Linked DNA regions of Homo sapiens: region 1 is linked to region 2. Evidence: read pairs that join two places in POLR2A ChIA-PET (ENCODE). Cell type or tissue: Panc1. All regions are shown on one strand. Links, peaks and the distances in the headings refer to the core of each region. The heading gives the core; the rest is flanking DNA. Region 1 overlaps UNC5C (unc-5 netrin receptor C). Region 2 overlaps BMPR1B (bone morphogenetic protein receptor type 1B).

Region 1 (16,034 bases), core at 6,898-11,897, 130 kb before region 2:
GCCTCAGTCTCGCAGGCTCAGGTGATTCTACCACCCCAGCCTCCCAGGTAGCTGGGACTACAGGCATGTGCCGCCATGACCAGCTACTTTTTTGCATTTTTTTGTAGGGATGTAGTTTCACCATGTCACCGAGGCTGGTCTCAAACTCCTGGGCACAAGCGATTTCGCCCACTTCAGCCTCCCAAAATATTGGGATTACAGGCGTTAGCCACCACACTCGGCCCATATTTGGTTTTGAGGATAAGTTGGGAACACTTTGGAATCTTTTCAGCAGAGGAACTCATGACCTGACATCCATTAGCAGAGTCATCAGAGTCATCTGGCTGCTGTGTTGAGAATGGACCATGCTGGGCAAGGGGAGAAGCAGGAAGACCAGTGATGAGACTGCAGCTATGAGAGATGTTAAGCTACTGTAGATTGGAAGCAGTGGAGGTGGTGAGGCCAGGATTTCAGATATATTTAAAAGTAGAGATAACAGCTTTTGTTGAGACCTTGGATGTGTGATGTGAGAGAAAGAAGAGAAAGGATGATTTGAAAGGGCTAAGCCTTATCAAGGATTTCTTTCAAATGTCTTTAGTGAAGCCATTCCTGCCTCACAGAGGGAGGAGGCTGGGCATTCCTTTCTCAATACTTTCAGAGCAGTTTGTCCATACTCCTAATATAGTGCTTGTCTCATTTCAATTATATTCACTCGTAAAATTTGTGTTTCATGCCAGTGAGTTCCATGAGATCAAGAATTCTATTGTACTTAATTTTATATCTCTCCTGCTTAGCACAATACCTAGAGTATCACAGATGTTTAACAATTTTCTTGAATTAAAACTGTTATAAAGAATTCCCAGTGAAGTTTGTTCAAATGCTCGACATTAATCTTTCCTCTCTGAGAATGTCTAAATAGATTTTCTCTTTGTCTTAAGTGGAATCTCCATGAAATACTGTGAAATGGAGTCATACATGCAGCCAGTGTATTGAGGGGTGCCCTTAGGAACAATATGCTAAGGGTACTAGGATATCAGGTGGAGGAATAAAGGCAATGGTTGGGCAGAGGGAGAAATTGACCTGCAGAGCAAATACAACACGTGATGACTCCATAGGAATCTGAAGCTCACATGGCCCTTCAGAGTTATAGCACCCTGAGGCTGAAGGGGTGAGCAGACCTGTATTCCCCTACATAGACTAGTCAGTGGATGAAGACCCTCCTTTACTCCCTACCCCACCAGCATGTGTAACCAGGGCCAAGTCAGCTCTGCACCACTGAGGGTGATTCCAGGAGAGAGAAGCTGAGACTTTCACCGTCAACACTTCCAACAGGTGGGACCAGGCCTGAAAGGGGATCCTGGTAGCATACCACAACATCCACTGCCACAAATTCTGAAGAATTGATTTTTTATTAATTATAAAGAAAAATACTTTTAATCATGTTTAAAAAGAACAAAAAGCAAATGTTTCAGTCAAAGATTTAATTGAATTCAAAATCAGTTTCAAACTGTAATCAAAGGAGGCACAAGGAAAGAAAGCTATTCTTTTATCTTTCATTTCTATGTATTCATTAATAGCAAGCACAATATATACTTAAAATTGCCAGTCTACATTCCACACTACATTGACTTGCTAAAGCTGAACTTTAAGAGCTGCATAGTTTCAAATAATGAATTTTTAGTTAATAAGCCTTCAATTTTCAGTAATTTGCAGAGACCATTGTTGTGCCAATTTCATATATATATATAATTATATGTGTTTGAGTAGATATATTCTTTTTCAGCACACAAACATTAAGTACATATAGGTATAAGACCCCTTTCTTTGCAGTATGTTCTATAAACTTTGCTATTTACTTCATGGCTTTTCAATCTATTTTCAAATAAAAAAACAAACTCTTCTTCTAGGTCAACATTATTTATCCAAGGTACCTTTTCACCCTCATGTAATAATATTCAAGAGCAGTTCACCTATAATTCTGTAGCTAACTGAACTCATATGTGTGTACCGAAGGAACCCCACCTAACTTGTAAAGATTGACTCATAAAGATATGCATCATAATGAGAACAAAAAAGGTTGAATTTTCAAATTCTCTCTGTACAGGCTGATCCTTATCATTAGAAGCCCCTTGCTAATGTTGCAGAAGTTTGTGGGGTTTTTAGTTTTTGGTTTTTGTTATTTTTTGAGAGAAAGTCTTGCCCTGTCCCAGACGGGAGTGCAATAGCACAATCTCGGCTCATTGCAACCTGTCTCCTGGGTTCAGGTGATTTTCCTGCCTCAGCCTCCCCCCCATGTAGCTGGGATTACTGGCATGCACCACCATCCCTGGCTAATTTTTGTATTTTTAGTAGAAATAGGGGTCCCTCCATGTTGCCCAGGCTGGTCTCGAACTGGTGAACTCAAGCAATCTGCCTGTCTCAGCCTCCCAAAGTGCTGGGATTATAGGCGTGAGCCACTGTGCCCAGCCACTTATGGGTTTTCTACTCTGTCCTGTATCAAGTGAACTGTGGTGCTCTGCCCAGTAATACTTGACCGAGGGCCATCACATAAATGGCAACTTAAGTTTAAACTCATCAGAGGTGAAGATCACCACGATGCTAAACTTAAATAAGTATGATTACCTCTTACCTAATTAGATTTATGCTCATTTGATGTACTGTGGAGGGGCCCATAGTTCTTTCATGAAAAAGCTCTATTTTCAGTTTATAAACCATAAATGAATATTGACTATTAATTTATGTATTTAAGCTTGCTTACAATATTTCACACATTCAAACCATGTAAAATGTAAAAATAGGTTTGTGAGACAATCAAGGCAGAGGAAAAAATGGAAATATGAAAGTTAGGATTCAGCCAGGCTGTGCTGAGAACATAACACATCTGCTTTAAAATCCTGCACATTAACAAGACAGCAGTGCCAAATTTCCTAGGCGGGTCTGGTAGTTTTCATTCAGAGAAAAGTTTATTCTGAGAGAATTCAAGTTGCCACTACAATGGTGTCCTGTGCAGAACCCTTACTGTAATACAGCTCCCAGTGTCATCATGGGGTTGTTTCTTCCAGTGTCTCTTGTTACAGGCTGATGAGTGAATCCCAAAGCTTAAGGTTCAGGCAAAATATTAACATACAAGGTCTTTCCTCAGGAACAATTTGGGTTTCAATAGTGCCGCTCTTGATGTTACCATTGTTGACAATGTTGTGATTGTGTTGTGGGGGTAAGGATATGATGGAAAAAGCAGCATAGGAGACTGGTTAATAGCACAAGCTGAGGGACAGATTGACTCATGTTCGAATCCTAGTGCCATGACTTCCTACTGTGACCTTAGTCAAGTTACTTGACCTCTGGGAGCCTTAGTTTCATCAACCATAGCATGAAAAAGAGTTATTTTAAGATTAAATGAGATAAACTTGTAAAACATATGACATAGTGCCAGACACAGTGCAAATGCTCAGCGAATGATAATAGGTGTTCATAAAAATGGATATAACCATTTTAAACAACTTTATATGTTTATTTTGAAACATCAATACTGAGCAAACTTTGAAAACTGAAAAGTCTGTCTTTCCTTTACCATTTCATGTCCCAGGGCTAGACTGTCAATCCTAGAGGTTGAAATTCTCTGCTGATTCACATAAAATTTGACTGTAATTTCCAACCCCTTCTGCCCATGCCTGAGGATGGAAGAACATGCCATATGGTCACCCTTATCCTACAGTCATGAGCTATAATGGGATTTACATGCACCCAAGATTCATCTTCCGGGGAACAGCAGGATGGCTCCTCCGGATTTCCTCTCGATCGTGTGTGCAAACCAATAAATCACAGCCAGCATCACAAAGCCTGCTGGCCACAAAGAGGAATAAGGTAGTTCCTAGAAAGAATTAAGGATGATCAAGGTGGCCCCTCCTGGCTTCCTCTCACAGCTCACTCATCATTTTCACTGAGAGAATAACTACATTTGTGACCCACCTGTGGATTTGGATCAAGTCTTGTTCATATTCGTGAGTCTATAGTATCCAGCACACTGTCTAAAACAGCAGCGTCCAATAGAAATATGCCAGCCACAAATACTGTTTACACTTTTCTAGTAGCCACAATTTAAAAAGAAACAGATAAAATTATTTCGGTCATGTATTTCACTGAGTCCAGTATGTCTAAACTATCATTTCAACAGTATTACCAATATCAACAAGTATTTATGAAATACTTTTCTTTCTTTTTGTCATACTGGTTTTTCAGAGCTAGTGTGTGTACCCTTACAATAGCTTCAGTTATGACCAGCTACAGGTCAAGTGCTTGAAAGCCTCATGTGGTTTGCATTGGACAGATAGGCTCCAGAATAATAATACTGATAATAATGGAAGTGCTGTTTCAATCATGTATTATGTATTAGATCATTCAGTCTTTGCAAGGACTCTATGTGATGAGTGTTATTATTATTCCCATTTTATAGACAAGGAAATTGAGAGCAACGGGAGATTAAAAATCGCCTGAGGTTATACAGGTGGTATATGGAGCAGTGAGTCAGGCCAGCATCCAAGTCCATGTGTTTAACCAGTACACTGGGTACAAAGAAGGGAGGAGGAGACAAGGATTTGTAGATCAGCTGGCAATTCACAAAAACATCTTATTCTCTACATGCATAATGTTTATAACTGGTGCAATGTCTTACGTTGTAATCCCAGCACCTTGGGAGGCCAAGGTGGGAGGATCACTTGCACATAGGGGTTTGAGACCAGCCTGGGCAACATAGCAAGACCTTGTCTCTAATAAAAGCCAAAAAAAATTAACCAAGTGTGGTGGTGTGCACCTGTGATCCCAGCTGGGATACTACTGTCAGCCCAGAAGGCTGAGGCAGGAGGATCCCTTGAGCTCAGGAGGTCAAGGCTGCAGTGAGCCATGATCACACCACTGTACTCCAGCCTGGGTGACAGTGAGATCCTGTCTCAAAAAAAAAAAAAAAAAAAAAAAAAAAGCTCACTATTATTTATAATACAGAAACATAAACAGACCTTGGCTTCCTGCCTCTCTTCTTATTGCTTTGTCTGCTCTAACCACATCCATTTCCTTGTTTCCAGAATGCAATAGATTCATTCCACATATAGGCTGCTTGCAAGAACTGTTTCTTCTCACTTGAAACATTCTTACCCCAAGTCTAAAACTGGCTTACTTTCTTCTTTCATTCAGATTTATACTGAGATGTCACTCCTATAGAGGGGTCTGTCTATCCGGGCCTCAACCCTGTCACTTGCCTAATCCTAATCCTGCTTTATTGTTCTCCATAACATTTTTCTTCATCATTATTTGTTTTCTTTTGAGTTAACCATCTGCCATACCAGAATGTAAGCTTCACAAGGACAGAGACTTTCTTTTCTTCCTTGTTGTCTCCAGTGCCTAGAAGACGTCCCTTGCCTGTGGCTGCTGATAAATAAATTAAAACATAAAAAAATGAAATAAAATTGAATTAAATTGAAAGTACATGATGGGGAAAAGTGAAGATACTATTCAATGTGAATCATTTGTTCATTTAATAAAAATACTTTTTTTCCCCAAGGAATTCAAGAACATCAGGTAGCTGGACGTAATTGCCTCTACACTCTTGTACTTATTACGTTTCTGCATAGCACTTCTCACCTTCTAAACCATCATACATTTACTTATTTATTAGTTAATGGTTTGTATTCTGTACCCCCTCACCCCCTTAGAAAGTAAGGTCCACATAGGCAAAGATTTGGGTTTGGTTTTTTCACTGATTAATTCAAAACGCCTAGGGTGATTCCTGTCACAATGTAGGGACTCAAGAAATATCATAAAGGAATGAATGAATTGACATTTCTGTATTTAAGTATCTCCAGTTAAATATATATGTAATCTCCGGGAGGCTGAAGCAGGAGAATGGCGTGAACCTGGGAGGCAGAGCTTGCGGTGAGCTGAGATCGCACTACTGCACTCCAGCCTGGGTGACAGAGCAAGACTCCATCTCAAAAAAAAACAAAAAAAATTTATATATATATATATATATATATATATATATGTGTGTGTGTGTGTGTGTGTATATATATGTATATATATGTGTATATATATATGTAATCTCATGAATTATTATATTGGTTCACATGTACAGAAGTCCTGATTTGTGGCCTTATGTGTTACTTTTTTATTTTCTACCTGTCTACTCTACTTGGCATAAAACAAAATTAATTATACAATTTAACAAAAATAATGCATTTCTTTAAACAAGCATCCTGAAAGATGAAGGTCATACTATAAACAGTTCTAGTAGCCTAACACCAAATGTACTGGCAGGATTCAGCAGGCTCCCCTGTACACCAGAATAAATGGCATTTTTACTAAGGTACATTTCTGAGTTGTAGTATGATACCTTGTATAACAACCATTAAAGCCCACATTAATCCAATTATAAGTAACAGAGGCCATATTTTGAATTGGATAAGATTAAATATATACTTTAGACATTTTTAGATAAGGGAAAAATATTTAAACAATAAATTAATTAATACTCTTGTTTTATATAAATCTTGACAGTTGTATTATCAGGTTATTCCTATTTCAAGATTAAATATTATAATGTATACCTGATTGTGTCAGTCTATATTTTTTCAAACATATTTGCTTTTGTAGATGGTCAGAAGTTCCCAAGTTTCATGGATGCCCCACAAATTCTTAGGCATTTATAGCTCATATTTATTCTGAGAGGTAGACAACGAATTCATAGAACACAGTCTCATAAGTCATATTTTGGGGGAAATCATCTATACGTATGTTATAGGCAGGGCTGGTAACACACTGGACAAAAATGTGTTATTAAAGTATGTTTTATGCTGTATGAAAAGTGAAGTTTATGGCTAAAATGCTTATTTGCAAGAAAACAGCTTGTCTGCAATCATTGCATTCTTTTTTTTGTACTCTGAGAAAAGAGCCTTAGCTTTTTGGTATGTCAGTTTCCTCATCCATAAAGTTGGCATATTTCTTATTATTTATCCCTAAGACATACCTTAAAAAATACTGTGATGACATATAATCATTTTTTTTCTGAAACTAAAGATGCATTTTGAATATAAAAGAGTGGCTTGTATGGATTTTTTTTCTTCCTCTTTTCTGTAGTGGATGTCATTTGGAGTGCTAGCTGAAATATTTATTTTTTTAAAAAACTCTTTAACAAGACTATCTGAATACAAATGTGTTTGTCCTATAAATGCCCAAAAGTCAAGAAATAACGAAGAATGGCTGAAATTGTCCTCCCTTCTAAAGAGTCTTTGTTCCCTGGAATTTCTCTCATTTAAATGATCTCAGTGCAGTAAGTGATAGCCAGGGCTTGGCACGACTGAAGAAATTACCAAGCTTACCTTTCTGCTGACTTGCTGCAGATCATTCTAACCGCTCTTCCTGGTTATGAGTTATGATATTATGAAAGTGTTTGTGGTAAATTCCTAAGAGAGAACGAAAACTTTACCCCTTACAAAAGCAAAATGCGGTTATAAAACAACAGGAAAAAAATCAAAGTCGATTGTCCTTATTCTTTCTTCTTTAGTCTCTGTCCTAGTAGCCAACATTTATTATATGCTTACTGTATGCCTAACTCTGTTATAAGACCCTTGTTCATGTTAACTATCATAATCTTCATACGACATCCTATGAAGTAAGTTCTGTTATCTTCATTTTGTAAATAACAAAACAGAATCATGGAAATATTAGCTAACTTGCCCATGTCACCTGTTTAGGAAACACTGAATCTGAATTTTAAACAAACTTTTCTCTTTGCAGTCCAGTTCATTGCACACAGTTGCAAAAAACATACAACCATTCTTGACTTTTCAAACTATAGAGGGAACTGCATATAGTTGATTTTTGTTTGTTTTATTGTTTACAATATTTGAGAAGGAAAGATAAGTTAAAAAAAAAAAAACACCACCAAACTTTTTATTTCTTTAATTTGTTTTTTCAGAGACAGGGTCTTGCTTGTCATCCAAACTGGACTGCAGTGGCATGAGCATAGTTCACTGCACCCTTAACTTTCTTGGGCTCAAGCGATCCTCCCACCTCAGCCTCCCTAGTATCTGGGACTACAGATACCTACTACCATACTCTGCTAGTTTTTCTATTTTTTGTAGAGATGGGGGTTCTCACTTTGTTGCTCAGGTTGATTCCAAACTCCCTGGCCTCAAGCGATCCCCAATCTTGGCCTCTCAAAGTTCTGGGATTATAGGTATGAGCCACTGCACCGAGCTTCAATTTTTAAAATATTCTATAACCTTTATATTTACAAACCACAATAAGAGTTGCTTAGCATAATAATATTTTTCTTTATTTTTAAAAATTCCAGCAAAAATCAGATACTCTATTCCTGGAAAAGAAAACCATAGCTAACATTTCAGGGCTCTATGGCATTAAGTCAGGCATTTTTCACTTTTAATAAATGCCCAAAGCTCTGAAGGCCAATCTAGTTCTTCCAAAATATGCTTCACTGTTTGGTTCACAGCAGTTATTTCCTGTTAACAGCCAGATTTGGTGATTTAAGCATAAATTCTAGTCTGCTATGACAACATAATTAGCACTTTCCATCATTATTGGAAGAAAGATACATTTTTTTCCCTTTAAGAACACAGTATTATTACTTTGAGTGACCATGAAATCATTTGCTAGAGGAGCACTTTGAAAATATATTAAAACAGCTTTTTTTAAAAAAATATTAGAATGTGTTCAACACCATTGTTCAGTGAGTGTGTAAAAAGAATTAACTGAAAAGCACCTGAAAATATGAAAATGTGAATCATAGTACAGCAGCTGTATTTGCTTAATGCAGGGTCAGGCCTAGGTCAGAAAGTGAGTAAGCTGGCCAGCAGCAGATAACAACATGAAGCTCTTCTAAGTACAGAATTTCCACAGATCGAGGGCCTTTTTGTCAAGACCAGTTCAATTTGGGAAGCAAGAAGCTTATTTCTGATATTTGGAGTTTGGCTTCTTAGTAAAATTTAAAGAAATAAATATCAGTACAACCATCAACTCTGTGAACACTTGACAGCAATGCTGATTTAGGGGCTGGAGGAAGTGGGTATGTAAATGAGTACATTGACAGAGGACTCTTTATGTAACTGCACTGTCCTAAGTGTGCTATTTATATTACCTTTTAAAATCATCACAGTAATCCTATACAATATGTAATAGAATTATCTTCATTTTATGGATGAAGAAATGAAAACATAGCAACCTCAGTAAGTACAGAACTAGGATTAAACTATGGCAGAGCAGATCCAGGCTCCATGCTTGTAACCACCACAGCAGGATAGATAATGACCCCCAAAGGCATCAGGTCCTAATCTCTGGAATTTGTAAATATTAACCTTATGTGGAAAAAGGATCTTTGCAGATTTGGTTAAGAATCTTGAGATGGAGAGATTTTCTGACATTGCCCAGGTGGGCTTTAAAGGTCATCACAAATGCCTTGTAAGAGAAAGACAAAGGGAGATTGACACAGATTGAAGAAGAGAATGCAGTGTAACCACAGAGGTAGAGATTAGAGGGATGTAGCCACAAGCCAAGGAATGCCATCAGCCACTGGAATCTGGGAGAGGCAAGTCATGGTCTCTCCCTAAGAAACTCCAGAGGGAGCGCATAATCCTGCTGTCCCTTTGATTATGGCTCAGTGAAACTGATTTCAATTATTTGGCCTTTAGAACTACAAGTGAATATATTTCTGTTGTTTTAAGCCAGGAAGTTTGTGGAAATTTCCACTGGAAACAAATACAGCTGCTACGCGGCATCCATTTTCCAGCAAATTCACATCATGGAGTAATCCACTTCTAAATAGCTGGTGAGCTTGAATGAGTGAGTTAGCCTCTCACAGTTCTAGTTATATAATCTGTAAAGTGCTGGGCACGGTGGCTCACGCCTGTAATCCCAGCAGTTTGGGAGGCTGAGGCAGGCGGATCACAAGGTCAGGAGATCAAGACCATCCTGGCTGGCACGGTGAAACCCCGTCTCTACTAAAAATACAAAAAAATTAGCCAGGCATGGTGGCGGGTGCCTGTAGTCCCAGCTACTCGGGAGGCTGAGGCAGGAGAATGGTGTGAAACCAGGAGGCAGAGTTTTCAGTGAGCAGAGGTCGCGCCACTGCACTCCAGCCTGGGTGACAGAGCGAGACTCCCTCTCAAAAAATAAATAAATAAATAAATAAATAAATAAATAATCTGTAAAGTGAGGGGGTTGGACTATGTGACTTGTAAGACATTTTATAGTTATATATCATAAGGGAAATTGTTTCCAGGCCTTCAGTAAAGGGAATTGCCAGATTATTTTGGGAACTGAATTTAACTCAGCATTTACTAAGGCACTGCTATATACCCAGCACCAAGCACCAAGATTTATTTGATCTCAAAGTATTTTTTAAATTTTAATATGTAGCATTCAAGGCTGGGATTAAGTTTGTTTTTTGAAGTAAAACTAAGCAGTGACATGATATCGGATAAAAACATGGCCATAACTGTGCAGGCACATTGCATATCAGGAGTTTCTGTGCAGTGAACTCTAGGCTGAGGATGCAGATTCATTGCATCTTGCCTGTTAATCCCTGCTCCGCTGTGGCCTCCCAGAGTCCTGTGTTGGAGCAGATCCTGAAGCTAAATCCAGACTCTGGAGAAAAGAATATCGTGGTCAGTTAGGTATAGACACACGAGCTGGAAGGGAATGTAGTGGTTCCAAATATTTGCCATTCCTACTCTAAAGAACAATAATTCAGATCATAACCACTCTTAACTGTTTCCTGCTATACCTGAAAGAGCTTCAGGTTTTTCTTCAAAGCAATTGTAGAAATGACAACATTGGTTCCGAAAAGAATGTAGAGACATTTTTATTCTAAGTAATCATCAAGAATTACAGAAATGACTGCAAAGTGTCTTTTCAGCCATCAAGAAGCTTTTTCTTTTCCTAACTCAGGTGCTATTGGTTTACATTTATTAAAAATGTCAGCTAATCTTCTGAAGTGCCCACATTTATGGCCTAACATTCCTTCTGAAAGTAGGTAAAGGAGTATAAGTGAATAATTATAAAATATGAATTTATGAAATGTTATGTATGCAATCCTACTAACAAAAACAGCTTTACTCACCAACATCTCTTGTTGGCTTTCTTGGTTAAGTGTCTGACAGTCAGAAGCAAAAGGCTCTGGGGATTTTCTCTTGAGGTGAGAGAGAGGCCACAAGAAACATTAAGGTAACTTGACACTTTCAGCATTGAACTATCTGGACCATTGGTCTCAAAGTAGCAGTCCACAGGTGCAATATGGCATCCCACTTTTTTGGTTTAGTCCTCAAAATGTTGGCCCACACAAGTATTTTGATAAAGTTTTAAGTAGCTGACAACATATACAGTTAGAAAAAAAAATCTCATAAAACTCCATATTACCAACTTCTGTTAGTCATCAGATTTGGGGTCTGTGGCCCATTGAGCCTGCATTCCTATTGGCACCATGCAGCCGGAGCTAAGTAACGAGAGTAAAGAGGAAGCTGATTGATTGGTTTTGTACCCACATCTCCATTAAAAGTTAGAAACAAAAGACAACCCAGGTAGGTGTCATGTTTCAAGAAAAAAAATCTTATGCCTAGCTTTCTCCCATTTGTTACCTGAATGGCCCCTGGAGACATATGAAACTCAAGTCCTGTGCTAGACAATGTCAGCCATCAGCTGGTACAAAAGTGAGCTCTGGGACTCTGTGGACACACCAACACGGACCCAGTAAAGCAGGCATTTAGAGCCACCGTGCAGAAGCAGATCTGCATGGCTCCCCACAGCCTCCTACAGTGCCCACAGTGCCATGCGTAACTTGGTGTTCCATAATCAACGAATCAATTCATCAACCAGTGCTTCTCAGATTTTAGTGTTATGCAGAAAACACACCTGTGGAGTTTGTTAAAACTGTAGATTCCCAGGGCCCAACCTGAGTGTGGAATCTGCAGTTTAATCAAGCACAGCAGGGTAATACCTGCATATCTCTTTATGAAACATCACCTTCAATTATTAGCCCTCCCAATTGCTTTGTCTCACTTGGTTATGTTTATTTTGATTAGTAGTGATAACAGTAGATGTATAGCCTAATAAAATTTATTAATACTTCGGGGAAAAAGTAGAGTGGGGGATTATTATCTTTTGGGCACTTACTATATGCTAGGCATGTGCTTAGAATTTTATAGGTGACCTTTCCTATATAACCCTGTGAAATTATACCCATTTATAAGCTGATGAAACTAAGGCAGGAAGAGGTTAAGCAATGTGCTTAAGGTCAAATGGATAGTCAAGTGGTAGGGTCAGGACCTAAACCCAGGGTTTTGTATGCCAAAACCTTGTTCTCAGCCACAGTGTTAGCCTACCCAGTGGTTTTCAGACCTTTTTGACTTACAATAAAAAATAGGTTGATATCATGATCCACTAGACACATACCCGCATCCTTACACACAGAAACATATGAGTGTATATACACAAACACATCTATAAGACTATGTATATCTTGATAACTTCTGTTCATTCAGTTTCACACTTTTTAATGCTGGGTTTTAATCCACTGAATAGATGTTGTAACCCTCTCAAGGGTCATAACACTCAGTTTGAAAAACAGCAATAAACCTGAAATTCCATAAGAACAATAAGGAATATTAGATACTATAGTTTATGGACCTTATGGCCAAAGTGTGTGTGAGAATTATGTGTACAAAATTTATGCAGATGAGTAATCACCTTTCATTTCAGAACTCTCTGAGTAATAATAAATGTAATTATAATAATTTATTACATACGTTGTGCTTTATAATTTTCCAAACTTTTCAGATTCAATATCTATTTTAATATTCACAAAACCTGATGAAGTCTAAAAAAAGAACAACAGTAATAATGTAACATATCATTTATGTCTTATCATTCTGTGGAATTTAAGGATTTAGATTTCCACTAGAATAGTCTATTGAAGTATACCCATTGAAGAATTACTTGCTTCATAATATCAGTCTATCACATCACCAATATTTTGTTTTCTTAAAAAAAGTTATTATGTGCTTAACGATGGATAGAAAAAAATATTTTATTCTAATAAATAAATCTTTCTGCATAATGAAGTACCTTTGGTGAGATAATAAATATTTAATAAATGTAAATCATTTTTAAATTAGAATAAAACATGCTTATCTTCTTCAAGGCAATAGTATCCACAACCTGCCTGCTTAGCTAACACAGGGAGATGCTTTTGCTGATATTTTCTCCTAGTCTTCTAAAATCAGCAGGGCTCAAAGGTGGAGAGATGTTAGTATGACCCATGACAATAGAGCCTCCACTTTCCTATTATAGGTCACACTCACCCTTTTCAGACAGTGACAGGCAAAGTTGCTCAAGAGATGGCACTGGGAAGAGGCAGGATGTTCTGCCCCTTTTGTAAATACGCACATTGGCATGACAGGCTTTCTTCCACACTGTTTTGGATAGGCATTTTCCTCCCCTATCCTCTCTGTCCCATGGAGACAGACAATTAGTTTTGTCAAAATAATTCTTAGTGCATTTACAATCATCAGGGCCTGAATTTTCATCTGCTTTTGTGGATTACATTATATTACTCTCCAGGATTTATACAAAGAATTTGCTAATTTTTTTAAATACCAAATTTCTGTAACCCACTTCTCTCCCTAGTTTCTAACTCTTACTCACACCTGTAGATCCAAGTGTCCAAAAAGTTCTGTGAAAGTCGTTCTGAGGAGAATATTATAAGCTGTTGTCTTCAAAGATGCGTCAACTCCTTGACTTTTGAAATAATTTCTTCTATTATTTCTCTTGGACACATAATGGCAACCAAGAAGTACCTTACTCCACAAAGGATAAGCTTTTCCCCCCTAAAATGTGTATTTAAAATCTCAGTCTGTTCAGTAATAGGTCCTTACAGCAAAATCATCCTTCAGAATTATCTAGTAATTCATTTTCATTTCGTAAATATGGAAACTGAAGGCCAGAAAATCTGTCTCCCAGTGAGTCTTCTTTTCTGCTAACTGCATTTTTTTGTCAAAAAGCAGAGCTAATGTTTGCAGAATGCCATGAATCATGTATTCTGCATCACAGCTAATTTGTAGCCACAGTATATTGTGCAAAAAAAAAATCACTGAAAGCATCAAAATTCTACCACCCAAAAAATGAGACTTTGTATGCACATGTGTGTGTCCAAAGGGACTTTCTTTGGTTATGTATAAATGGAAAATAGAAATCTATATTGTTTCAGGTCTGATTCTACATCTGCTAATTGGATTTCAGTGTATGGATTTATTAAGCCAATATTCATGTTCTTAAGTAAACATCTCTCTGAAAGCATACATATGACGATAGCTTTTAATTGGCAGAATCAATGACTAAATTAGATGCATGCCAAGTTGACTTTGCAAAAGTAATCTAGGTTATTAATGAAAGGACTTCATACTTAATTTTAGTAGCAGTCTTATAACTAATGGAAAGAAAGCAGAATGTAGAATCCTAAAGGTCTTCCAAGGGCAGAACTTCGTCTTTTTTTTCTGACAGGAATGGCCACATTATTCTGAACCATTCTGTTTTACATCTAATTCCCAGCTGACAAGTGTTCGTTTTTCATTCTTATTCATTCGTCACCCCTGTGTTCACTCTGCCTGCAAGGCAACTGGCCTGCCTTCTATCACATCTCTCCAGATGATAAAAGATATGCTTAAAATCTTATCTACCCTCCCTTCGCAGAGTAGCGAGGCAGCATGCTGAAATGAGCGGCTTCTGTGCTGCACGGCCGCGATATATCCTATGCTCATTACACAATCTGAAAGCCAGAGAGGAGGTTTTACGGCAGGAATTAAAAGCGTTTTTCAGGAAGAAGTATTGCCTTGTAGGGGGTTAAATGTGAGATCATTCTAGAAATTAGATAAAATTTACATAGAGCTTAAAGCCAAACCCTTAAAATAATTCTGTGGTATTCAGTGATGGTTTAGTTAAACCTGTCTCTGGAAGTAGATGCCTGTAGCTGTCGCCATTCTCAATTAGGAAATAAGGGCCTACATAAAATGTGCCTTTATATGGCAAGAATTAGAAAACTGTGCCAAAAATTGCACCATATTCTAAGAAGAATTACAGCATGCTGCACTCAAACCCACTGCCCGTTAATGGTGCTACTAACTTCTGTCACCTTAAAATTTTGGAAAAGAGTAGTAGATACCATTGGGACTTAGAAAACAATACCCCAAAATGAAGGCCTCAGAAGCAAAAGTTTTCTCTGACCTTCTCCTGCCCTCCTGTCTCTCAGTCCATTCTTCCCCAAGACCAGCCATGGAAAAGACAATCCCTCTTCCCCCGAGGCGAGTCATAGAAACCCCCTTAGTCCAAAACCAGCCACAAAACTGAAAAATATTATTCTAAATTTCCATCCTCCATTTTGTGTAAAAAGTGACCATAAAAAATTTATCTAACCTACCTTGTGTGATCATAGGTCATAAGACCCCCATTCCAGAGAGGGTCCTGCCTGACACCCAGATGAAGGAAGGAATGAATGCTCAGAGAGGCCAGGAAGAATCTAGACCCACAGTCTTGCTGGGCCTCTCCACTTAGTCTGTTAACATTAGGTCAGATTCTTTTTGTCCAATCATATTTCTACATGGCTGTCCAGACTTTGTTGAACGGAAGCATAAAAATGGACAATTATCCCTGGATCTTTATGTCTTCATTCCAAAGGCTCCCATGTGTACATGTTAAATAAAATTTGTCTGTCTTCTCTCCAATTAATCTGCCTTTTGTGACTTAGTTGATTTTCCAGTGAACCTTCAGAGGGCTAAGGAGAACTTTTCCCTCCGCCCCTACAGTACCCAGAATGGTCATTTCCCCACTTCCTGGCCACTCCTCATCACAACTTGGTTTCTGCTCCCGGTCACTCCTAAACTTCCCAGACCAATGACTTCTCTCCTATGAGTACTTCTGAGTCCTTCACTGCATTTCTCCTATTGACCTCCCCATTTTTTAAAATTTTATTTTCCTCTTGGCTGCTCTGATGCTAACTTCCT
Region 2 (16,034 bases), core at 6,763-11,762:
AACCCCCATCCTGCTGTGAGCAAGTTAGGCTCTTCAAGAACTGGACAACTTTTGGGTGAGGTGTTCAATATCAAACTGCATAATCATTAGCCATTTTCATATATACTATTTTATAGATTTAAGTCTCTCAACTATCAAAAAGTAGAGCGATTTTCAGGAGAAAAAAGTCGTGGGGACTGAGTTCAGGACACCCTGAAACTATGCGACCAGTAATTTTTTTAAGGTATTTTTTCCTACAAGTAAGGTATCTGAAAAGTCAACGTTTTGAGGGTGGAATCAAGACTTTTCACTTCTCCTGGCAAAGAGCAACAAGGCTCTTGTCTCGTGTCCTTCTGTGTGTCTCTGTCAGGATCACAGCAGCTGTGCTCTTGGTCTGCTTACTCCTCTGTAATCCACGTATGCAGAAGGGAGTTAATAAGGTGATCACCATCTCCCCAGAATTCAAAGGTCTTTGCCTCTATAAGGTCTGCCCCTATGGGGCCAGGAAAATATAAACCTATATAAGGACTTGCAAGAGAGCATAAAGAAGGTAGAAAAGGTTTACTTGTTGGGTTTTCAAGCCTTCAAGTTGAATGAGTCTTAGCTTTTGCTGGGCAGTTGTTCTGGACAAGTCATCAGTTTCATGTGGAGAACTCAGTGTAAGCCCAAGGCTAATGAATGAGAGGGGTCCCATGGAAACACAGCTGAAATGAAATGGGACTTTATCCATCTTCTTTGAGAATGGAAGAGCTTTTGTGAAGCAGTACATCATTGCTCAAGATAATGGTTGATAAGCATTAGATTTTATAGATCTAATAAGGAAAATATTTTATTATCTCAAGTTAACAAAACATTTTTTTACCTCTCGAGTGCCTCATAGGACCAACTATTACTCTTTGGCTTTTATTTTTCTTTTTGTATTATTTTTATATATTCTTTAACCTTGCTGAGCTAGTATTGACTGAAATCTTTAGAACTTTGCCTCTGGGCAATGAAGTAATGTTTCTCTACCCTAAGATATCTATTTGTATAATCTCTGGCTGTAATGATCACTTTGGAAGATTTCCTTTGCATCTCTAATTATTTCTTTTTAATGGAATAAGGCATAAGGGGGAATAAATATATTGTAACCAATGTTATGTAAACCCATATCCATACAGGCCAGGAAAGCCAAATGAAGTCATTTCCAGAATTCTAGTGTGAAAAACCTATTTTTGAAAAGTGGGGAGATGGCTTTGTGTAGAACTGGGTGGGTTTTCTCTGCAGACTAAGTCTAGCCATGAGCTTCCAGATCCTTTAGTTTTATCAGCCTTGTGCTTACCCCATTTTCATAAATGCTACTTTAACAGCCAGTCTTCATAAGTCATGGTTCCTAGGTTTTCCTGTCACCTCATTGTATTCATCTGTGGTAGGATATTAACGGGCTCATTCAACCAAATGTAATGTGTGCCTCAGACCTATTTAGCATGGTTGGGGGGCATCAGCAGGACAAACCAACAGGTACTCCGCAAGTGTACTGGCACAGCAAGCCCACCAATTATTAGCAGCTCTTCATCAGCCTGCTGTCTACTCAGACGCTTGCCTACTGAAGGGACCTGTCCAGAGATCTTCTGGAATCCCAGGTTGGGAATCTCTGCAGAATGTCGTGACAGTTGTGGCCCAACTAGCTTCTGAGTAGAAACAAGGAAGCTACCCTGAGATATAGTCAGCTGCCCACCTGCCATAGTATTTGCTACTGAATGCCAGCCTTTTAACATACCATTTCAGATTTGTCCTTCAACAAAAATATAAATTGCAAGTCATACCATTTAAGGGTCTTTTACAAATATGTCTAAATTGTGTGTCATTTTTAAGTTCCAAAGGTCTACTGGACTAAGTACTATCAGACCAGCTGTAGAACCTGATGGCGCTGATCCGGGGTGGAATAACCCTCAGTACTGGTGTGTAGAAGATGAATTGTAGGCAGGTTTTGCTGATCAGCAGCCTAAGGATTGATGGGCTCTCTTTTGGCCTCTGATCCTGAGCACTATGGAGGCAGCATCAGAGAATGGGGACCTGAGCTACATAGGTTCTCAATGTTAAAACAACTCTGTTCGGAGTGACATATAAGAGCAAGAAATCTACAGCTGGTGTAAAATACCTTTGCCTTTTCTATCCCGAAAGTAACAAATGGCATCTGTACATGTAGGGGTAAAAACTCAGATGTCTACTCCTCCAGGCCATGGACAAGAAAAAGTACAGCAGTCAGAACAGTGGAACAAGTGATTTGCATTCTCTTCTTCACGCTTTCCTAGATCTGCCATTGGTAGCGCAGCCCTCGCCCTCCAGACATAATGCATCGAGCCCAGTTGCAGGGAACATCACTGTGTGTGTGTGATGTCATGGTGTTATATGTGTTGAGTTTAATGTTGAGCTGAAGCAAGTTGGTGACCTTCCTCTTTGCTCTTTGTAAAGAAGACACCAATGTTTGTCAGAGAAAAATCCCCAGCAGTCGTGTTGAAGAGGCAGTGTCATCCACCTACTGTCCCCTTTGGAACAGTTCAACTGCAGAAAGGTCGGATTGAGGTTTTGTGCTTTGTCGTTTTTCTTTTTTAAACAAAACATGACAACCTTGGCTTTTCCGATATGGAACACTTTTGTTGTTGTGGAGTTCCCTCTTGCTGTATCTTCTATGCAATTCCTTTTCTAAAAAAACCCCCCGGCAGAGGCAGAGTGCCCTCCGGATATCTGTCCGGCGCCTTGCTGAGTGGTGGAGGTGAGGGATACCAGCTCCGGGTGTGCCTCTTTTCTCTCCCTGGCTGCCAATCCTGATTTTCCCTGCAGTCCCCTTGGTTTGTAAATTGCCTGCATTTATTCTGTCAGCCAACATGTACAAAATGTAAGAAAGAATTTTTAAACAGGTAATAAATTATATTTATAAGCAACAAAGTGCTGCCTCCTTCACTTAATAACAAGGTTCTCTTGCGTGTTCAGAGCTGCCACGTGTTTCTTCGGTGGGACAGAAAGGCTTTGGGTCCTGCGTGGATGGTGATCACAACCTCCTGCAGGCACAGGATGAGGTTTTAGCATGGTGCTACTAAAAAATCAGCTGCACACTGGAATCACCAGAGAGGCCTTAAGAACTAACGCCAGGGTCACACCTCCAGAGATTCTGATGGAAGTGGTCTGGGGGTAGCCTGGGTCTTGGGTGTTAAAAGCTCCCGGGTGGTACTAATGAGCGGTTAAGGGTGAGAACCAATGTCTTAGAACTTCTGCAGAATTCTCTGGGGCGGGAGCTTCTAAATAGAGTGTCAAGCCCTGCCCCCAGAGATCTGATTTTAAATGAAGCTTGCAAACAACTATACTAATAGGTAGGAAATGAAAGGTAAGCAACTACCAGCAGAGGAGTTCAGCTTGGTACAGGACTGCTGGCCACTGCCTTAGGGCGAGCAAGCCAAGGGCTCCAGCTGTGAGGTGCGAAGCAGCTGTGAGGCTGAAGACTAGAATCAAAGACAGCCCTGTCCTCCATGAGAGAACGACCTGGAGACACTTCCTTAGATGGACTGCCACCTGCCCCCACCCCTCCCCTCAGCCTCCGTGGCTGAAGGGTGTAAGCAATTGCCCAGCACTGAGAAGCTGGTCCATGCCATGGGCTGGAAGAAAGTGACTTAAAACAATCCATGCTGGGATCATGAATTCAAATGTTTCTCCAAGGCTAAGGAAGTAATGGAAATATATAAACTGGAACCTGGGTAAAATCAAAGGGAGATGTAAGGGCTGCAGCTGAGCCAGAGAACTCAAATTCCATATAAAACAATGAAAATACAATGAAAACAATAAAACACAAACAAAAACTGTACTTTACATAGAAAACCCATGGTGGCAAAGGCTCAGCCCTGTTACCAGACCACTAACCCCTAATTAGAAGCTTTGGTAGCTGAGATTCCTGCTGAGAAGGCCTTACCTAGGATGGCATGCAAGCATTTTCAAAGACTTCACTGAGGGCCCAACCTAAGCCCCTGTCTCTCAGTGGAGGTCCCTGGAGAGTTCTGAAGCTTGGCCTCCCTCTGCTCCTGTCTCTCAGTACCAGCATACAGGTGCCAAGCAAAGAACCTTCAGCAGCCCCAGAGATCCCCACAGCTAAGCTCAGATCAGAACCTAGGGTAGAAATTAGAAATTACTTTGCAGAGACAAAACTTCTGAGAGTGCAGTCATCTGTACTTTGCTGCTGTGACCAGATGGAGACAACAAGCTTGCAACTTACAAAATGACCAATGCCAACAAAATAACCTTTTTTCCTCAGCTGAGATTTACTGTCAGTATGCCTGTGAGTTCTGCGAAAAGTTTAACTTGAGCCCATGACACACAGAAGTGGGGTGTACAGAAGGTGGGAGAGATGTACCAATAGCAAATCTCAGCTGGTTTTAAATGTTGCTAATTGTAGATCCTGCTAAACTAATGGCAGGAAGAAAAAGCAGCATTGGCCAGGCACAGTGGCTCACGCCTGTAATCCCAGGACTTTGGAAGGCTAAGATGGGGAGATCACTTGAGCCCTGGAGTTTGGGACCAGCCTAGGAAACATAGTGAGGACTTGTCCCTACTAAACATAAAATTAGCCAGCCATGGTGGTGCATGCTTGTAGTCCCAGCTACTTGGGAGGCTGAGATGGGAGTCACTTGAGCCCAGGAGATCGAGGCTGCAGTGAGCTATGATCATGCCACTGCACTCCAGCCTGGGCAAGACAGAGTGAGACCTTGTCAAAAAAAAAAAAGAAAGAAAGAAAGAAAAAAAGAAAAAGAAGAAAGAAAGAAAGAAGGGAAGGGAAGGGAGGGAGGGAAGGAGGGAGGAAGGGAGGGAGGAAGGAGGGAGGAAGGGAGGGAGGGAAGGAAGGAAGGAGGGAGGGAAGGAAGGAAGGGAGGGAGGGAGGGAGGGAGGGAGGGAGGGAAAGAAAGAAAAGAAAAGAAAAGAAAGAAAGAAAAAAAAGAAAACAGAGGAAGGAAAGAAAGAAAAGAAAGAAAGGGGAAAGAGCAGTATTTCTGAGCACCTGTGATGTACCTGGCATGGGCCCTCACATAATTCAGACACTCATCTTATTGGTTCCTCACAAGAGCGCGAAGAGGTGGGAATTTACAGGTGGGAAGACTGGGCTCAGATTATGTACTTCCAAAGAATGAAAAAAGTGGAAAATGGTGGAATTTAAGCAGGTCAGTCTGAATTCCAGCATCAGGATGCACTCTTTTGACACAAGTGCAGCTGGCTAACCACCACCAATCTCACGCAAACTCTTCATTCTCTCTGCGTCAGACGCAAACCTTCCTGCACTCTCCACTCCCCAGACAATTTTGGGCTTCCCTGGTCCTGATCCAATCTCCAATGGATCCCCTCACAAACCAAACTTCTCATTCTGCCCTCCAGGGTCCACAATGCTTGGAACAATAGCCCTAACACATTCCCTCCCCTTTCGCAGAGGTGACAATTCAGGGGCAGCAGCAACAGCCTCCTCCTTCCACATCTCAAATACTCCACAGCTGGGAGGCAGGTGGGGTCTTTCTCATACAAAACTGCTGATTCCAGATTATTGCATTAAAAACTCAATGCTTTGCATGTCAGGCCTCCCGGCTCAGCTGGCCAGCCCCTCTCTCTGCCTCTCACTGCCTGCGTCCCTTCCCATTCTCCTGTGGCACTGGAGAATTTTGCCTCACAACCTTCCTCTCCCAAGACTGCCACCTTCAAAATCCACGAAGACAACAAATCTAAAGGCCAGGATTTGGGTTCCTCTTTCATCACCAACAATGTTGCCTATGAATTAAATTCACCCCCTCCTGCGATCACACTCTCAGCTGCTCCCCCTCTGAAATCTGACCACAGCCTCTCTCTCAGTAACTGTGGAGATACCACCTCCGCCCCCGCCCCATCAGGATTCCCTGTCCTGGGACCTGGGTTTTTGTTTTGTTTTGTTTTGTTTTTTGTTTTTTTTTTTTTGGTCTGTTAGCTCCTCTAATTAATTCCTTCCCTCCTCTGGTCCATCAGCCCCTTGATAGTAATAATTCTTACCTTCCATGACCTGTTGCTGCGTTTGCATGATAAACCAGTACCCTGAATGAATCCTATCTTCGTTGTCTCTATACCTGTATTTGGGTTGCTGACAAAAAGATAAAAAAAATCATAAACCACAAGAAAAGTGGCACTATGAATTTCTGTTAATACTATAGTTGAGCACTTACCACATGCTTGGTGCATGGATTATGTCATTTCATCTTCAGAACAACTCCAGATAGTGGATATTAACATCATTCTCATCTTCAAGGGGAAGAAACATCTTCAAGGGGAAGAAACTGACCACAGCCCCTCTCTCAGTAACTGCGGAGATACCACCTCCGCCCCATCAGGATTCCCTGTCCTGGGACCTGGGTTTTTTGTTCGTTTGTTTGTTTGTTTGTTGGTCTGTTAGCTCCTCTAATTAATTCCTTCCCTCCTCTGGCCCATCAGCCCCTTGATAGTAATAATTCTTACTTTCCATGACCTGTTGCTGCATTTGCATGATAAAGAGGTCAAAATGTGCCCAGTCACACAACTGAGGGAGTGAGGGAAGCTGGATTCACACCAACAGGCCACCTGGCAGTCCCAAGTCTACGCTTGGCCACTGTGCCACAGTCAGCTTCAGGAAGCCTAACCTGGCCCTCAGAGTTGCCCGTAACCATCTGGCTCTTTCCCCATCAAGCTGTAATTTTCCAGTGCAATTTTAAACCTTCTTCACTTCTCTTAAACCACTGACTTCCCTGCCTTTCCCCTCACTCTCAGTAGATGACTGTGTTTCCTTCACAAAGAAAGTAGAAGCCATCAGACCATTTCTCTTGTCCTCCTGCCATGAAATGTGAAAAACTTACCTGCATCTGCCTCCTTCATGGTGCCTTCCCACCTGCTACAATGGGATATTTTCAAAGATAATAAATAAATAAATAAATAAATAAATAAATAAGCACAACTATAACATAACAGTCATGTTTTTTTCCAAGGGGAGAATGAAGCCATTTTATTTAGGGGAATGTTAAAACAAAGCCATATACAATCTGTAACAAATACAATACAATTGTTTGTTCCCTAGTCCTGAATAATTACAGTATATACAAAATCTGTAAGGCACTGGTTCCCCCAAAAGAACAAATGAGTCTTCTTGTGAAACAGACAACGAAACCCCTATATTGCCAACTTTTCTCCAAAAAATATGGCATTGTTTTTTTGTTTTGTTTTACAAGAGGAATCACAATTGCTAAATTAAGTCACTTCTGATGCCATTTCTTTCATTTCCACTGCTATGTGTCTGGGTTTTCTAAGGCAATGTAACTACTGAACATGTTCAAGTTTAAAAAACTATACTTCTCTCAGTGCCGTTCCACCCACAAACAAAGAAGAATCAGATCAGACCAACAACATAAAACTTCTAATGAATATGTATGACTGTAGGAACATGAAATTCAGTCATTATTAAGTACTTGCTATACTTGACTACACACCAATTGAAATGTGTCAAAGAATTCCCTGTAAATAAAATCTCAGCATGTTTTCTAAGAAGCTTTCTGTTTGGGGAATTCAAAAATGGGCACTAATGACTTTTGAGCAGTGCTTTCCAGGAGGTCAAAGGCCTGTTTCCTCATACATAATGGTCATAGCACTCTTTTTGTGATTTAACAATCTACACACTTTTATAAATAAATATTATGTTTCATTTAGTACTTTATCATCCATAATATCTTACTCTCTAATCCACATAATGGAGTTGTGCCAGACTCCAAACTGAACATAATATTTATATATACATATATATTTATATATATACACACATACATAAACTATAAACCTGAATATCTTAGCATACAAAACTTATCTAACAACTAATAATTTAGGATTCCTTTGAGAGGGAGGGGTTAGAAGAAACTCTTCTTAGTCTTTGAAATAGTCCTGACAGTAAGCAATAAACAACATTATTAATTTCTGGGTTCTCATTTATTCAAGTGAAAGACAAATAAAATAAAATTCACTTCTGAGCCACTAGAAATTTTGAAATCATAAAGGATTATTGGGAAATGAGTAGTCTTTAAGAACAATTTAGTGTTATCTAAGTAAAGTGGATTTTGGTAAGATACAGAGAAAAATCTATGCATAAATAAATTCTTGTTTCATTGAGCAACTATAATCGCTAAGTGGGTCTTTTTAAGTATCTCAGGAATGTTTTTAAAATATTAATAGTGAATAAATTAGATTGAGGATAGGACCAATCTTTTCCAAAGCAACCAAATATAATAAGGAAGAAGTTTGAAGACTATTTTAATTTCTTCCCATCCTTCATTGGAACCAACACCTCCCTAGAAATCTAGCTTAATTTCAAATCATCACCTCCTCACAAAATATTCTGATTTGACGTTATCCACGTTCAAGTATTTACCAAAAAGAAAACATAATTTTATCTACAAGGTAAGCCCAACCTCACTTAAATTTAGGAAAAACCCAAGAAACAAAAACATGACCCACTTAACTGGCATAAATGTTTACCTGTTGTTTTGTAGATGATCTGTTTAGAGGCACTGAAGTTTCTCTTCAAGGCTCAGATGATTAGTCACACTTAGTTCTAACCATATATTCCTTCTAGGCTATCCCTAAGAATATAACTGACACAAGAGAAAGGAACCTTTACATTATTATTGAGGTTATTTTTAATATCAATTGAAGCAGCGTTCTGATTACAGTTCTACTTGTTTTCTAACTGTTTTCACTCTTTAAAAACACAATTTTTTTTTTTTCAATTTCAAGGATTACGAAATTCTTCTGTCTTAGTTACAAACAAAATGCAGCTATGAAGCACTGGGAAGTAAATGCAAAATATAGAAAGAATCTTCATGATTCTCCCAAACTGTAAGCACAGCTCACAAAGTCTCATTGCTTTAGAATGTTTTCTGGATGAACAAGTTACCAGCTGCAAACCGACTTCAGAAGTGAGGAAAATGTTTTCTCATGTTTCATGTAGCTGTCAAATTTTCAAAAATCCTCCATCCTTCAATCACCCAGTGGGGAAAATGTGTTATAAAACACTGCCCCCTGGAGTATTCTGGGAGGAATGTCTTAAAAAAAAAAAAAAACAGCAAGGAGAAAGTACTTTCAAATTCTTTACTAACCACTAACAGAATTTCTAAGAAGCAAAAGAAAACCACAGAAAGGAAATGTATATGAATAAAGTTGAGCAGGATGTGTACAACTTTAAACTGTATTGTATTCATGTTGCTAAACAATATTGGCCTTCTCGATGATTTTATTCATGTTGCTCCAAAGTTAAAACCCTGTAGAACTAAGTAGGTGAAGAGATATTTTGTATAAGTGCCACAGAAGAGAAAATATAATAAATTAAATAGTGAATTGAGCATCACTAGAATAAAATAAAATGAGTAGGCATTCCTAAGATGTGAAATGATCACCTAAGATATACATGCTCCAACCATATTGATTTTAGAACAAAACACAGCAGCCCATAACAGTTTGTGGCCTCTACTAACTGTCCTCTGCTGTCCCATCTAGAGGTTATGTTTCTCTATTTTTAAAATAAAATGTAGTTAAATTAGCCTGACGGATGTTTCCTCTCTATCCCTTATCTCAGACACATACAAAACAGACAGACAATAACAAAAAGACATCATCTTTATCTGTACAAAATAAGGTATGCACACTTTTTTCTTTGTGCTTCTGAGATTGGCTCCTTTGCATATATAAGATACAAGCCATCTGCACGATCACCCTCATTTCCTATCTTTGTTGACATGTTCCTCTTACAACACAAGAGCAAATTACCTCTATTTGAAAGCACCCTGTCTTCAACACAGCTCATGACAATTTTATTTAATATTGATCCTTTGAATGAGAGATCAAAAGCATGCACAGGTCAATCCTCTGCACATTAAAAAAAAAAAAAAAAAAAAAAAAAAAAAAAAGCTTTCTTTGTGTTTAATGAAAAGGGTTTTACCATGAAAGAGATGCCTAACTCAATCAGAAACAGAAGTGGATCTGAAGAACACCTATCAACAATTACTTCTATTAGAGTCACATAAACCTTCATTTGTTCCATATTGCCTGAAGCTGCAAAAGGCCACCTGCAGGAATTCCAAATGTGGTCCTAGACAGGCGGTGTTTGTACCCAGTGCATTCACATTACCATAGCGGCCCCAAATGCAGGGATGGCCAAAGTGGTCTGAGGAGGCCAAGACGGGGTGGGGAGTATGTTTAAGATGAGTTCCGTTCTATGTCCTCCAACTTAGACTGTCTTTTGGTTCACAGAGTGCAACAATATTTTACCAATGGAAAAACAAGTATTTTAATTTACCTTCCAGCAGAGTTCCTGGGAAGAATTTTGTTGTTATTATTTAAACTATAATACTATAACCCTTAAACCATCCACATTATCTGTTTTATTTTGGCAAAATGAAAGCATCTTAAAAAAAAAAAAAGGCAATCACAAAATACAGGGCTTTCTTAGAAAGCAACATGCATCATATCTTGAACAAGTTACCCAAGCGGTTTCTCCGTCCTACAAACAGACATGGATCAATCTCTCCTTCTGGGAGCTTCTCTGTCTTTGCCCAGGTCGCTCCCTGAGAGGTGAGGTCTGAACCCACTGGGAAGCAGGACGATGTTCAAGGCTTGTACTGTGGATGCTTATTTGATGTCTTTTGCTCTGCCCACAAACAGAAGAGTACCTGTTGGCTTTCTGCAGAGATGCTTACTTTTCCTCTCCTATCAGAGTTTAATGTCCTGGGACTCTGACATTTTGGCAAGTGTTTTCTTAACCCGCAGGGCTGTCAGCCTTGATGCAGGATTGTGAGCCCAGCATTCTGTCATGAGTTTTCCCATCTGCCTTAGACACTGAGGAAGAGAAATGTTAGAAAAATGTATCATCTGCAAGGCTGGCACCTGTTACAATGTAGCTTTTTAGTTTTAGGTTCATTAAGTTTGAATATATTTTTAAAAGGTACCCTTAAAACCATGTAGAAGTAAAATTCTGTAAGCTTTTTTCATGCAAAATTATATATGACTAAAACAGATGTTCATGTCTTCTTTGTGATAGAAACAAGCAGGTGGTTCTGCTGATTGTAGAAAGGTGTCTTTGAAATTAGTGTTAAGCAAACATAAAAATACCCAGGGAGTCTGTATTCCACTCAATACTCCCAGATTGTTTATAACACTTGATAAGTTTTAATCTTTTATCTAATTCCATACTATGCAAACAAACACAGTTATTCCTAAATCATAGCTGTCTGCTGCAGTAATAGCATCACACTGCACCATTTAACAAGATTAATGACCTGTGCACAGCATCACTAAAACTTTCTCCTGTGGTACATCAATTATTGGTCTTCCTATTGAAAAGTACAATTTCACTTCATAAGAAATCCTCAGTGAAGAGATATCAAGTAACACCAAAAGCCCACAATAACAGAGCTCCAGCATCTCATAAAGCTTTCTGCACAGCTTGCTGGAAAACGTATATATTATTTAGCATTTTAGTAACCAGACACAAAACCAATGAGCCAAAGGTGTTTTTGTTTTTGTTGTTGTTTGTTTATTTGTTTTAAGACAGGGTCTCGGTCTGTCGAGTGCAGTGTCATGATCCTGGCTCATTGCAACCTCCGCCTTCCGGGTTCAAGCAATTCTCGTGCATCAATCTCCCGAGTAGGTGGGAATACAGGTGTGCACCAACACACTAGGCTATTGTTTGTATTTTTTAATAGAGATGGGTTTTCACTATATTGGCCAGGCTGGTCTCGAACTTCTGGACTCAAGTGATCCACCCGCCTCGGCCTGCCAAAGTGCCGGGATTACAGATGTGAGCCACAGTGCCCGGCCCAGAGATTATATTTAAATGGCTTTTACACTTCAGAAATAGTGCTCTGTCCCCCCTTTGCAGTGCTTTGGTACGTTTGATAAGAGCCTGTTTTTTTTTCCAGTGGTGCTTCAAACTCATCTTGAACATTCCAGTCTGCCAGAGAACTCTAGAACATGGTGAGTTTGAAGGCTGCGAGGGTGGAAGGAGAGGAATGTGGAACAGGAGGAGGAGTCAGGAAAGGCAAGACTCATTTCTTCCTTACTAGCCGCTGCTTTCCAGACCTATGTAGGTTTCACCACTACAGCCTTAGAGCCAAGCTGAAGGTGGATTTGTTCAAATCACATCTCGTCATCCTTATTAACAAAGACACCCAGCACAGTCAGGCATCTTAACTAGGTCAACCTGTATCACTTTAACATGCCTACTTTTTTTCTCTAATCAAAATGGGAGAATGCTGTACATGGGTTTGTCACAGAGAAAAATTATGATGCTTTAAAAACACACACAGAGAAATAATAGGTTTTATGCAAATGTCAAGACATTATAAATAAAGAAAATAATGTTATTTGTTATGCAGGCTAAACACTGACCAACTCACTCAATATATTCTGGAAGTGGCAAAATAAAATTGGAAAAGTAGAACAAGTAATTTAACATACTACACTTATCTTCATATAAATTACTGCAATGAGGCGCCATCACCATCACCATCAAAAAAAGAAGAATTCCTACAATCAATATGTGGAATTTTAGCTAAAAAAGAAAAGTCTATTTAGAAGTCTGTCACAGCCACATGGTTACCTCAAGCCTTACCTCATCACTGCTCCACCGGTTTGGGAATGAGGGGCGTAACTTCTTGATGCACACAATCTCCCTCATGTCCTCATAAGAGGGGTCACTGGGCACTAGGTCATGATAAGGAAGCTGGTATTCTTCCACTATACCTAAAAATATGTTGTTACTATTATTATTATTATTATTATTTTCTGTGAAGTAGAAATAAAAGTCTAACACAGTTCTCAAAGGAAAAGTGCTATCAGTATTACAGACAAGTTCAGGCAGAAAAATAGCAAAATAAATCTTGAAAAATATTTACCCAAATGGTACTTAATCTAATTTAGAAAAAATGAATACAAAGCCCAATGAAAAATATTGTCATAGGTCTTCAAGCCTTTCTTTCCTAATTTCCAAAAGCTAAGTAAAACAAGCATCTTAAATTTATTTCCATTTTTATGAAGAACAAATTAAAAGACAAATCTATATTAAATCTCAATGCAAATCTGCAAGACATATCCTGAACTCATACTACATGTGACTGTTTCTATTACTATAGTATGAAACTATGAATATCATAATAAATTCAGAAGTGTATCCTACTTGAACAAAATGTCAGATTTACATTTTTTCTGCTTAATTGTAGGAATGTGGTTTTGCACATTAAAAATTTAGAAAATTACAGACACCCAAAAATATTAACCATGAATTTTTTAGGTTCAAGGATTATCTGATTTTTTTCCTATATTTATCCAAATTTTCAGTAAGGAATACATTACTATTAGAAAAAATATGTATTGTTAAAAGAAAAGAAATATAAATCTATAGCATCTTCATAAAAATGCACACTAAACTTTCATTTTATTGTTCCTAGTATTTAATTTCTACCTTCTTCCTCTTCTCCTTTAAAAATGCAGGCTTCTAGTATCTTCTTTTTCACCTTCTTAAGATTAACTCCTTATAATAATTACATTAGAGGCTGCTGCTCTGAACAATCTTTTGGGAGCACCCCTCCTCCCTATCCTAAATCATCTTTTATAGAAATATCATTGCTTTTCATCTGAAAAAGATGATGCCGTCAAGTTGGCAGATTATATATCACATCGTTAAATTCACTGGGGGCTTACTCTGCCAAAATCTGGGGTCTGTGTTATGTTCTTTCTTGTAAACTCAAATCTGTTATAAAATCATCAAGGACCAGAAGGTTCAGAAGTTTTTTCAGACCATTCCAACTCACCATTTGTCCTGTGCCCTGCTGTGACCACAGAGCTAATTATATGTATTATCTATGTTAATATTTCCTTTCACTGTGTTTTACCTCCATATGAGATAAGAAAAGCACAGGGCCTAACACGCAGGATGTGCTCTGCTTCATTTCAGTTCTTTCTCCCTTTCTCATTCTCAGGACCATGGCCCTGGAAACAGCCTGAAGGCAAAGCCCACATCTCTTTAACCCATCTCCTATTTTCCGCTGGTGGATGGACTGATGGATGGGGTGGGGTAGGTGTATCTACTACAACAGACGAAGGCAGAGCTCACCACTTAAAATTATGAATTACTCAAATCTAACTGTTGAATAATAGGCCTTATTCTTTTCTCCATGTCATGTAATCAAGTTTTCAAAATTTCCTGTTAGCTGCCATTTAACTCTGTTTGAAACCTCAAACCTTTCTGTCTTTCTTCTCCTTTAAAAGATGGAAAGGCCTACATCTGGATGTGTCTCTTTCACCCAGAAGGGCCTGGACTAGAAAGATAAGCCCAAAAAACTTCTAATATCTTCATAAAGTGTTAGAAAATAGAATTTTGTGTGCTTTGCCTCTCTGGAAAAATAAAATCGCTTATTGAGAGCTTCCTCTATCCCAGTTGTGGAAACAGGTATGCTATATAAATTATCTTATTAAATTCTCACAAATGCGTTTCTGAGATGACATTATTCTCCACACTACTCAGATGAGGAAACTTGGCTCTCAGGGGTTAAGTAACTTGCCCAAGTCCATTCAGTTGGTATGGGACAGAGCAGGGACTCCAACACCTCTAACAATAAGGCAACATTATAGCAAATCTCCACATCCAAAGACAGCCCTAGCAAAGCAAATTAATACCCTAGCACAGCAATTAATACCCTGCTGTTTATATAAAGCTACTTTGTTTTTAAGCTGAGAATAATTTCTCCTGTATTTGGCCCACAGGCTTTCAAATATAGGCTTCCTGTAGCCCTGTTTGTTTTAGATGTTCAAGAAAACATAATTAGAAAAATAACCTTGTTCTCTACACCTTCAACTTCCATAAAGCTATCTTAATTAAGTATAAGCATATTATTTTTTAAAAGGCTCGTCTACTTGTTTTTTTTTTTTTTTTCTTTTTAAATACAGACTGGGTCCCAATCTATTGCCCAGACTAGTCCTCAACTCCTGGCTTCAACTGATCCTCCCCGCTTGGACTCCCAAAATGCTGGGAATGCAAACGTGAGGCTTATCTACTCTTTATAATGCGTGAAATCAAGGCATAGACAATTTGTTAAATTTTTTGGTTACTTCTTCTTTACACTTAGAATGAGAAATTTATTCAATATCTGGTTAGAGAAAATTTCCTGCATTAACTTTCCTTTTGCACAAAATAGTTCCCTCACTTCAGAGAGTATGTGTTCTATTTCAAATTTCTTAAAACAGGTTCAGAATTCCCAAAGTGATTATTAGAAGGCACTGTGCCACTGATAATGATCTTTCTATTGAAGTGTGAATGCAGGTTGATTAACTGTTTCTTCTTTGTATTTAAATATGAACCTAAAGATGTTATGGCTCTACCAACCAAAATGAAAAGTATTAATAGTAATAATAGCTAACATGTATTGAGTGCTATTTATGTGCCAGGCAGTTCTCATTATCTTTACATTGAAACCATACAACCACAGAAGCAGATACAATAATTCAATTCATCTTTAAGAGGACTCTGAAACAAAGAAAAGTTTATAACCTGTCCAAGGCATCACAGATAAATAGCAGGAACAAGAACACATCTCAGTACTAGTTAAGTGCATGCTGCACTTTCAGAATCTTCAGCAAGCTCATGTTTTCATGAAGATAGACTTAAATTGGCCATTATGAGGAACAGCAGCAGCATCAAGGTTTTTTAATGAGCACAACCATGGAATAACATACAGAAGAGTTGATACAGAAAAGCCAAAGATTCAGCTCCTTGCCTAAAAGGTGTCAGAATTTACTCGAAGACAGACTGTAGAGCAATCAAAATAGTACAAGTAATAATACTTCTGAATATTTAAATATGTCTTCTTGTTCATTATAATTGTTTTTACTAGGGAATCCTCATATGTGTAGAAAAAACAATATAAAAAAATAATACTCTGATACTTTAATTTCCTTTTGATAAAAAACTGATGTTTTCAAATTGCTTTATGGGGAAGTTTTATAAAAAATAC

Evidence for each region. ChIA-PET counts read pairs that join two places held together with the same protein. Peaks named below come from ENCODE experiments on the same cell type or tissue, not always from the same donor. Only the 100,000 strongest peaks of a DNase experiment are listed, where the experiment ranks them.
Region 1: POLR2A ChIA-PET joins it to region 2 with 6 read pairs; 1 of 35 experiments calls an interaction of 5 or more read pairs at or near these places.

The regions. Positions count from the first base shown.
Region 1 is chr4:95,282,216-95,298,249 of GRCh38, reverse strand. All of the region lies in intron 3 of UNC5C (unc-5 netrin receptor C), which reads left to right. Among named protein-coding and RNA genes, the nearest start is that of UNC5C, 260 kb to the left of the region's middle. In Panc1, for the core only: no CTCF peak of the experiment used is centred there; no DNase peak of the experiment used is centred there; H3K27ac peaks cover 1,544 bases.
Region 2 is chr4:95,149,377-95,165,410 of GRCh38, reverse strand. BMPR1B (bone morphogenetic protein receptor type 1B) reads right to left here. Exons shown (of 13, transcript NM_001203.3): 12 at 12,638-12,768; 13 at 6,963-10,863. The coding sequence ends at 10,738. It overlaps UNC5C (unc-5 netrin receptor C), which reads left to right. Exons shown (of 16, transcript NM_003728.4): 16 at 1-2,907. Among named protein-coding and RNA genes, the nearest start is that of UNC5C, 390 kb to the left of the region's middle. In Panc1, for the core only: CTCF peaks have their summits at 8,864 and 9,069 (motif pointing left); a DNase peak (open chromatin) is centred at 8,972.